Linked DNA regions of Homo sapiens: region 1 is linked to region 2. Evidence: chromatin loops called from intact Hi-C (ENCODE). Cell type or tissue: sigmoid colon. All regions are shown on one strand. Region 1 overlaps FNDC1 (fibronectin type III domain containing 1). Region 2 has its middle 39 kb from the start of SOD2.

Region 1 (5,000 bases), 480 kb before region 2:
TACCCACGGCCACATAATAGTGGCTCCGAGGGACTTTGCTTAAAGCAGGACACACTGAAGATCTGGATAAGCCCTTCAGTGTAGGGTCAATTAAACATAAAACAAAATAAGCAAGCAGTGTCCCCTCCTCCACTCATATTCATCCCTACAATAGGATACTATGCAAACATTAAAATTATGATGGCCTTGCCAGTCTGGTATGATACATTTTTCTAAACACATGTGGATGTACTCACACATGCACATATTTGCAGTGGGTATCTTAGGATGGTTAGGGATGATTTTTATTTTCTTCTTTAAAGAAGCTTTTAGGGAATTTTCCATGTCAAAACTATTTTCAAAGTAATACTAAGATTACTAAGATGCTATTTTCCTTTTTCACAGTTGACATTTGCACTGAGGGTGCAAAAGCTTGATGGGTAAACTGCGGGTGTCTTACTGAGAATCAAGGCAGGGACATCACCATGCACTAGTAGTCTTTGAATTTTGGGGGGACTTTGCAGTTAAAAAAAATTTGCCAGTTTCATTAAGAATGTTCTTGATGCCACAGTAAAATTATTAATTTTACCAAATCTTTGTATCTTTGAGTGTATGTCTTTTTAATAGTGTAAATAAATGGGAAGGACACATAAGTTACTACTGCTGATGACCAAGTTCAGTGGCAACCCCAGGGGGAAGCACTGGTGTGATTGTTTGTGTTATGCATTAAGCTAGCTGGTTTTTTAAAATGGAATGTGGTATTTACCACAAAGAATGACAACAGACAAACTAGAGCTATTCTGACTTGGGTATTTGGCCGATGTTTTCTCAAAAATGAACAAAGGGAACTTGCTACTTCTAGTAAAATAACTGCTATTATTGCTTGCCAATGATAACATTTCAGCTTTCAAGTGAAAATCAGAATTTTGCCAAGTTGTTTCCACCACTGTAAGCTTGAAAGTTTCCCAATATTTAAATTTTTTTCTAGTGAGATCAATGGTGATATAAATGAATGTGATTTGTAAATGTCATCTCATAAAATGTGTCAACATTTGGATGATCTGCATAACCAAATAAACCAATAGATCCAAATGACCAGTGTATAGCCTTACAACAATCTTGCATGGGTAAAAGGTCTGTTCAAAGTGCATGATAGCCCAATGGATTTTTAATGTAACAAAATATGAAAAATTCTTCATATGATTTCAGATTCTAAGAATTGGCTACTTGATGAATTTTGGTGTAATATCAAAGATTTTTCAAAATTATCCAAAAAGGCTATTGAAATAGTTGTCCAGCTACACATCTGTGTGAGGCTGGGTTTTCTCCAAGCAAAACGACATATTGCAATAGATTGAATGCATAAGCAGATCGGAGATATTCTATTAAAAAGATTTGCCAAAATGTAGAAACAAAGCTGCTCTTCTCACTCATTTCTCTTTGTTTTGGGAAACAGTTACTTTTCATATAAATATATTTGTATGTCAACATGTAATGGTTTATTATTGTTTTTTAAAATAAATAAGTACATATTTTCGTTTTAATTCCCAGTAAAGTCAATAAGGATAGATAAAACTCACAGAAACATAACCTCCTTGGCATCCTCGTAAATTTAAGAATAGAAGATAATTCAGACACCAAAATGTTTGAGACACACTGGTATATACGGAGGGAAGTAGGTTAAAAATCAGGATGCCTGGGTGTGAGTGGCAGTGCTGTCCTGCACCTCTGGGGGCCTTGGGCTAGTCTCCGCGCTTCAGAATAGGTCAATTGAAGGAGGCTCCTTCCATCTCTGGAAGCCTTTAGAAGCTCGCCTGTGGCTCAACCTGCATGTGGCTTTATGGGGTTTCCCTGTTACTTCAGTCCTCTTTGAGAGAACGTGGTGAGACCCTCTCTCCTTTTTTGTGCACTGGCACCCGCCAATGGCAGATGGAAGAGCTGTTTTGTTCATCAACTGATCATGAAATTTATTCCTGTGGAATCAGAGGTTGTAATAGGATTGCAGAGTGACAATTTGCACCCCTGGAAAGTTATCACCAGACAGTTCCAGAGCATGATGAATATACTCTACCAAGACCATTCACATCATACTTAAGTTCTAAAGGCCCGTTCCCTGAAAACAGGAGGGGAAGGAGAGTGTATTCATTTCCTATTGCTATAACAAATTGCCACACACTTAATGACTTGAAACAATACAAATTTATGATCTTTATTATAGTTATAGAGATCAGAAGTCTGAAATGTGCGGTACTGGGCAAAAATCAAGGCCTGCATTGAAACTTTAAGGGAGAATCTATTTCCATGCTCTTTTTACCTTCTAGAGGTGCCCACATCCTTGGTTCTCGGGATTAGGACAAGGACATCTTTGGGGGATCATTATTCTTCCTACCTCAAGGGATGAGGGGGGCAGGGAGCCTGGAAGCAAACATTTCGGGAGAGGCTCCATCACCCTTGGCTGATTAAGGAGCAGACCTCTTTTCATTGGCCCCCCATGGAACTTAGGGATTTCTTGAGTTATAATTAAACTGTTATCAGAAGCTATTATTTCAGTTAAAAAATAGAGGTATTTAAAGGTATAAAAGTAAAGGAGAGAAAGGACTATGTATGTGTATGTATTTACTTGTAACTGCACAGAACGTTTCTGTTAGAATACCCATGAAACTACAAACTTTGGTGCCTTTGGGATGGAGAGCTGGGTCGCTGGGGGACAGTGGTGGATACTGTTTCATCCATCTCTTTTACCAACTTTTGTAGATGTATGTTAGAACATTTGGAATCAGGGAGGTATGTGAATTGGTTATTCACATTCGTGAGCACCCCGTTTTCCTCCCTCCTAAAAGTTATCCTTGCTTATGAAAAACCTGCGTCTTCCTCCCTCGGCCCGGCCTGGGCAGCGCTTGCGCTCTGAGGCCCTTAGAGGGCGCTCCTGGACTTCTGGAGCCGAAGCCACCACCCGCAGGCCCTTCCGTGCAGCCCTAGTTGGACTTAGCTGTCGCTGCGGCTTTATAGAGATAAGAAAATTAGGACAAACATCCAGTTATCTGCCTTGTTTCTCCCTTAGTGCTTGCCTTTTGGCAATTTTTCTACTCATTGGCGCTTTCTTCATATATTAAATGGGAAAGGACAGATCACTAATTAAGAGTCGAAATGGCTGCGTGTTAGCAAATTCAAATAAGCACTGATGAGAAAGGAAATTGCCTAGACCTGCAGCTGGGGTCAGAAGCCCGCTGGCTGTTGGGGTGCCGCTGGTGCCTCTGCAGGCCTCCACCAAAGATGCAGCAGCTGGAAGATGGGGTGAGAGCAAGGGATGTCTCAGGGGTACCAGCCTCAGGAACTGCCTCCTTGGCCCTGATGGGTCCCGTCTCAGCCTCTCCCTTCCACCACCAATGTTAATTTTTGTATCCAGAGAGGATAATATTACAATTATAATGTCAAATTATTATAATTATATACTATGTATTCTAATTATTATAATAATGCTACACTTGTAGCAAAATAACTTGAGAGGTGTTCATGTTAATTACAAAGTAGATGCTGCTCACATTTTTTTTACCGCAGTCTCCTACATGTGGACGAAATGATTTAATTATGGCATCCTTATAATCTATAAAGTACAATCTACATAATTCTATTTTCAGTTTTATGAGGAATTCCTAGGTGTACATTTTTACTTCCTTTTAATAATAACTGGCAGTTTAAAGTGTTACGGAGTTCACCATTTCTCTCTGTTATTTAATTTAATTTTCACAGTGACCTTACGAAGTCAGTAACATCCTCATCTTGCTACTGGGGCAGCTGAGGTCAGAGAGGTTAACTGGTTTTCCCTAAGTCTGTAATCTAATACTCAGTCTTTGCGGTCCAGATCCCACACTCTCCCTGCAGACACCCCTGTTCTGGTTGGTTTGAGCTTTTACTGTATCTCCTTGTTTTCTTCTCTAGGCTGGATGTGAGTGCCAACACTCACATCTTTGATCTGCTCAGAATGCCTTCCTGAGTTTACTTCTGTAACATTGCTGTCGGCTGTTGAAAAATGATTATGTGAGGTACTGAAATGTGTTGAACTCCAACAAGGCTAAACTTAAGACAAAGTGGCAGTGAATGTAGCCTCTGTTACAAGATGGATTTGGCCTGTGGATGTGAGCAGGGTCCTCACTGTGGGGAAGCCCCCTTTCCTTGGTGGTCCTGTTAAGCTCGCCTGTTGGCATCTTAGAGCCGGTGCTCGGTGTCTAACCTGTTACCCAAACTCTTTGCTACTCTCTGTGAGTGCTTGATCTTTACCGTGGAAATCACAACTTTGAACCTTTGAGACTGTATTTAACCAGAAGGCTCCCGGAAGTGCTACCACCTTGTGCTAAGACACTCAGTTTTGTTTACTGGACCATTTAAGTCAAGGAAAAATGCTGAGAAACATTAGTGGCTAATCTATATGGTTGACAAGTCCCTACATCTCACAGAGGTGGTGAGGCTGATGCTCACAGCGTTAAAGTGTCTTGAACTTCTCAGGAGAAATGTGCCATTTAAATGCTGGGCTCTGCTATTTAGGGACTGTTTTATGGTGTCACGTCCCTTCATCTGGTTTATTAGGTCCTAATTGAGCCACCAATTTGGCTGTGTGACCTTGGGTGGGTCATAACTCTTCAGGCCTCAGTTTTCTCATCAGCAAAGCAAGGGGATTGACCTAGATATTGTGAAGGGCCCCCCAGCTCTAACTTTGTGTGAGTCTCCATTTGAAGGAGGTCCATTCATTCATTCATTCATCCATTCAGCAAGGGTTACTGGGAGTCAGACAAAGACACAAAGTCAGATGAACATAGTGCCTGCTGTCAGAGGACACACAGGCAAGGAGGGCTGGATGAGGATAATACAGACAGGTGATACGTGCTAGGACAGAGGTAGCACAGGTGTTTTGAGGGTGAATTGACTGGGAGGTCAAGGCCAGCTATATTTGAGCCCTTTTGAGAAGGACATAGGCATTAGTTGGAGAAAGATGCTGAGGAAGGACATCTCTGGTCGAGGAACAG
Region 2 (5,000 bases):
CATATGTATATCTATACATGTATGTATGTATACATATGTATATCTATACATGTATGTATACATATGTATATCTATACATGTATGTATACATATGTATATCTATACATGTATGTATACATATGTATATCTATACATGTATGTATACATATGTATATCTATACATGTATGTATACATATGTATATCTATACATGTATGTATACATATGTATATCTATACATGTATGTATACATATGTATATCTATACATGTATGTATACATATGTATATCTATACATGTATGTATACATATGTATATCTATACATGTATGTATACATATGTATATCTATACATGTATGTATGTATACATATGTATATCTATACATGTATGTATGTATGTATACATATGTATATCTATACATGTATGTATGTATGTATACATATGTATATCTATACATATATGTATATCTATATATCTATACATATGTATAGATATACATATATGTATATCTATATATCTATACATATGTATATCTATATATCTATACATATGTATATCTATACATATATGTATATCTATATATCTATACATATGTATAGATATACATATATGTATATCTATATATGTATACATATATGTATATCTATATATGTATACATATGTATATCTATATATGTATACATATGTATATCTATACATATATGTATATCTATATATGTATACATATGTATATCTATATATGTATACATATGTATATCTATACATGTATACATGTATATCTATACATATATGTATATCTATACATGTATACATGTATATCTATACATATATGTATATCTATATATGTATACATATGTATATCTATACATATATGTATATCTATATATGTATACATATGTATATCTATACATATATGTATATCTATATATGTATACATATGTATATCTATACATATATGTATATCTATATATGTATACATATGTATATCTATACATATATGTATATCTATATATGTATACATATGTATATCTATACATATATGTATATCTATATATGTATACATATGTATATCTATACATATATGTATATCTATATATGTATACATATGTATATCTATACATATATGTATATATGTATACATATGTATATCTATACATATATCTATATATGTATACATATGTATATCTATACATATATGTATATGTATATATGTATACATATGTATATCTATACATATATGTATATATTTTGTATATGTATACGTACATATAAAAATATCTGTAAGTATGTGTGTATATGTATATATGTATAGCTATACATATATATCTATATAGGTATTTAGCTCTGCCCATCAAAAAGACCCACAAGCAATGATACTCTAACAGCAAGGAGCTCACTCGAAACCACTCTACACAAAAAGACCCAGGGCTCTGAGGAGAAATGGCTGCTTTGGGATCAGAGGAAATACAATTTGAACTTTGAACATGTTGTACCAGAAATTATTGATGGGCATATCAAAAGGTCATAAAAGACATCTCGAAGTACTTTCCACTGACTAAATCTGAAACAATTTGAGCATCAAAATAACCTATTGAAAGAAATAAAAATTCGTCAGTCTATAAATAAATAAATAAATAAATAATTTGAAAGTTTGATAATAAACATGATACATAGTCTCAAAGTAACTCCTCACAAAAGTCCTATTAGCTACAAAGGGAAAGAGAATCTGTTTCCAATGGAGAAGGCTGGCAGACACGAGGAGAATCAAGTGATCAAAGTTAACATCACTGATAATGAGACAAATCAACACGGTGTGCCATCTGATGGTATGCAATAAGATGTCTGCCAAATATGCGTAACTTGAATCTGATATTACAAAATTTAGACAATCCCAAATTGAGGGATATGCTACAAAATAATGCGTGTAATCTCAAAAGTATCAAGGTAATGGAAGACAAGGAAAGACTATGGAGCCAGTCCAGTTTGAAGGATGGTAGGAGATATGATAAGTAAATACTCGGGGTGATTGTGGACTGGGTTTTGCTACAAAGAGCACTACTGGAACAATTGGTGAATGGTATCTGAATGGCATCTGAGGATTACAAGATGGTAAGGTATCAGCGTAAATTTCCTGATTTTGATGGCCATATGGTGGCTATGGAGGAGAATGGCCTTGTTTGCTGGAAATGCACATAAAGTATTAAGCGGTGATGGGACGTCACGTCAGCAACTTACACCCCAGTGACTCTGGAAAAACTAAGGTTCTTGTACTATAATTGCAACTTTTATGTAAATTTTAGATTGTCTCAGAATAAAAATAATTTAAAAGTTTGATAATGAAAATAAAGTAAAAGATTATCAGTTCTCAGTGAACAACAACAAAAAAGTTCTGGGTAGAGCTCCTGTAATCTCTAGGGATTACACCTGTAATCCCAGGTACTCAGAAAGCTAAAGCAGGGGGATCTCTTTAGCCCAAGAGTTCAAGACCAGCCTGGGCAACACAGTGAGACTCTGTTTTATCTAAACAAACAAACAAACAAACAAACAAACAAAACAAAACAAAACAAAAACTTCTGGGTAATATGTGTCTTAGCAGAACTCCTTTAAGACTGTTCCAACACCCTGAACCCACTCTGCTTTTAGGTAAATCCTATAACGTGAAAGGCAGAAAAGTGTAGAAATACTGCCACCTACCGGTTATGGAACAAATATATTTAAGTTAATAGAAAAAAAGAATTCTGAGATTTACTTGGTTGATGGAAAATGGAGCTTTTAAGGGACATTAACCTTAGAAGTTGTTGGAGAGCAATGGAAACAGAGGTCTTTTAACCTTGAGGCATGCCTAGGAATTCAATCTGAAACTCAGAGCAGATGGCAGATGGTTTTTTGATTTTCAGATGAGCCCCAGGGCATACTCTAGAATGGGGAGTTTAAAGAGAAGAGGTTCATCTAGAGGGTATAATAAAGACAAAATAATTTTTCACTCCCCACCCCAACCTCAACAGCCTTGGCAAAGATGAATTCCCTAGAAAAGAGAAGAAATGGGAGTAGGGTACCAGGCCAGGACTCAAGGAGGGAGAAGACTGCTAGCAAGGCCTAAGCTAACTCGTGGGGCAACATTGTAAGACCCAGAAGAGGAAGAATATCCTCTTCCTCCGAGCAGGTGCAGCTCCACGGGAGAAGTTTCTGACCTTACCTGGAACTGAGTCAATTTAGAGAGCTGAGTGAATTACAGGGGTAGAAGAAGCAGCGGAAAGGCGCTGGGAGCTCACTGGCCCCCAAGCAGGCCATTCCTGCCTGGCACCACCAGGCACCTTCGGGAGGGTGGCCAGAGGCATGGTGGAGGTGGGGGAAGGATGCCACGGGGAGAAGGAAGTCTCCAGCTGAACTTTGTAACAATTTGAACTGGGTGAGAAGCCTCCTGCCCAGAACTCGGGGGAGGGTGCGAATCTGGTGTGCAGACTCCACAGGCAAGGAAAGAACCAAACCCTTTTCTTTCACAGCTGGGAGGTGGGTAGCCTGGGGCAAGTTCTGAAGCCCTGCTGGGGCTGTTGGCAGGGGCACTGTGGGAGTGAAACCAGCTCTTCGGATTGCATGGGAGCTGGGTGAGGCCTATGACTCCCGGCTTTCCCCCGCTTCCCTGACAACCTGCATGACTCTGCAGAGGCAGCCATAATCCTCCTAAGAACACAACTCCATTGACCTGGGAACCTAACTCCCAACCCCCACAGCAGCAGCAGCAAGACCTGCCCAAGGAGAGTAAGCTCAGACACTCCTAGCCCTGCCCCCACCTGATGGGCCTTCCCTACCTACCCTGGTAACTGAAGACAAAGGGCATATGCTCTGAGGAGTTCTAGGGTCCCGCCCACCGCCAGTTCCTCTCCATACTACCACCGCTGACGCTCTCTAGAAAGAGCTACCTCCAGCAGGAGACCAACCAGCACAAAAATAGAACATTAAACCACCAAAGCTAAGAACCCTCACAGAGTCCATTTCAGCCCCCTGCCACCTCCACTGGAACAGGTGCTGGTATCCACAGCTGAGAGACCCATAGATGGTTCACATCACAGGACTCTGCAGACAACCCCCAATACCAGCCGGAATCTGGCTAGACCCAGAAGAGAGATAAAAATTACTGTAGCTCAGCTCACAGCAAGCCACATCCATAGGAAAAGAGGGAGAGTACTACATTAAGGGAATACCCCATGGGACAAAAGAATCTGAACAACAGCCTTCAGCCCTAGACCTTCCCTCTGACAGAACCTACCCAAATGAGAAGGAACCAGAAAACCAATTCTGGTAATATGACAAAACAAGGCTCTTTAACACCCCCAAAAAATCACACTAGCTCACTAGCAATGGATCCAAACCAAGAAGAAATCCATGATTTACCTGAAAAAGAATTCAGGAGGTTAGTTATTAAGCTAATCAGGAAAGCACCACAGAAAGGTGAAGCCCAATGCATGGAAACCAAAAAAACACAATACAAGAAGTGAAGGGAGAAATATTTAAGGAAATAGATAGCTTCAAGAAAAAACAATCAAAAATTCAGTAAACACTGGACACATTTATAGAAATGCAATATGCTCTGGAAAATCTTAGCAATAGAATTGAACAAGTAGAAGAAAGAAAATCAGATCTCAAAGACAAGGTTGTTGAATTAACCCAATTCAACAAAGACAAAGAAAAAAGAATAAGAAAATATGAACAAAGCTTCCACAAATTCTGGGATTAAGTTAAATGACCAAACCTAAGATTAATTGGTATTCCTGAGGAAGAAGAGAAATCTGAAAGTTTGGAAAATATATTTGGGGGAGTAATCAAGGAAAACTGGCCTTGCTAGAGACGTAGACATCCAAATACAAGAAGCACAAAGAACACCTGGGAAATTTATCGTAAAAAGATCATCACCTAGGCACTTTGCCATCAGGTTATCTAAAGTTAAGATGAAGGAAAGAATCTTAACTGCTGTGAGACAAAAGCACCAGGTAACCTATAAAGGAAAACGTATCAGATTAACAG

What was found. Peaks named below come from ENCODE experiments on the same cell type or tissue, not always from the same donor. Only the 100,000 strongest peaks of a DNase experiment are listed, where the experiment ranks them.
Region 1: it touches region 2 in a loop (8-fold over the local background); 93 of 110 quality-filtered maps call a loop at or near these places.

The regions. Positions count from the first base shown.
Region 1 is chr6:159,171,551-159,176,550 of GRCh38, forward strand. The region is part of intron 1 of FNDC1 (fibronectin type III domain containing 1); the gene reads left to right. Among named protein-coding and RNA genes, the nearest start is that of FNDC1-AS1, 4.0 kb to the left of the region's middle. RefSeq lists an enhancer at 2,767-3,061. In sigmoid colon, CTCF peaks have their summits at 2,866 (motif pointing right) and 3,072; a DNase peak (open chromatin) is centred at 2,911; H3K27me3 peaks cover 3,269 bases.
Region 2 is chr6:159,652,065-159,657,064 of GRCh38, forward strand. No RefSeq gene overlaps it. Among named protein-coding and RNA genes, the nearest start is that of SOD2, 39 kb to the right of the region's middle. In sigmoid colon, a CTCF peak has its summit at 2,674 (motif pointing left); no DNase peak of the experiment used is centred here.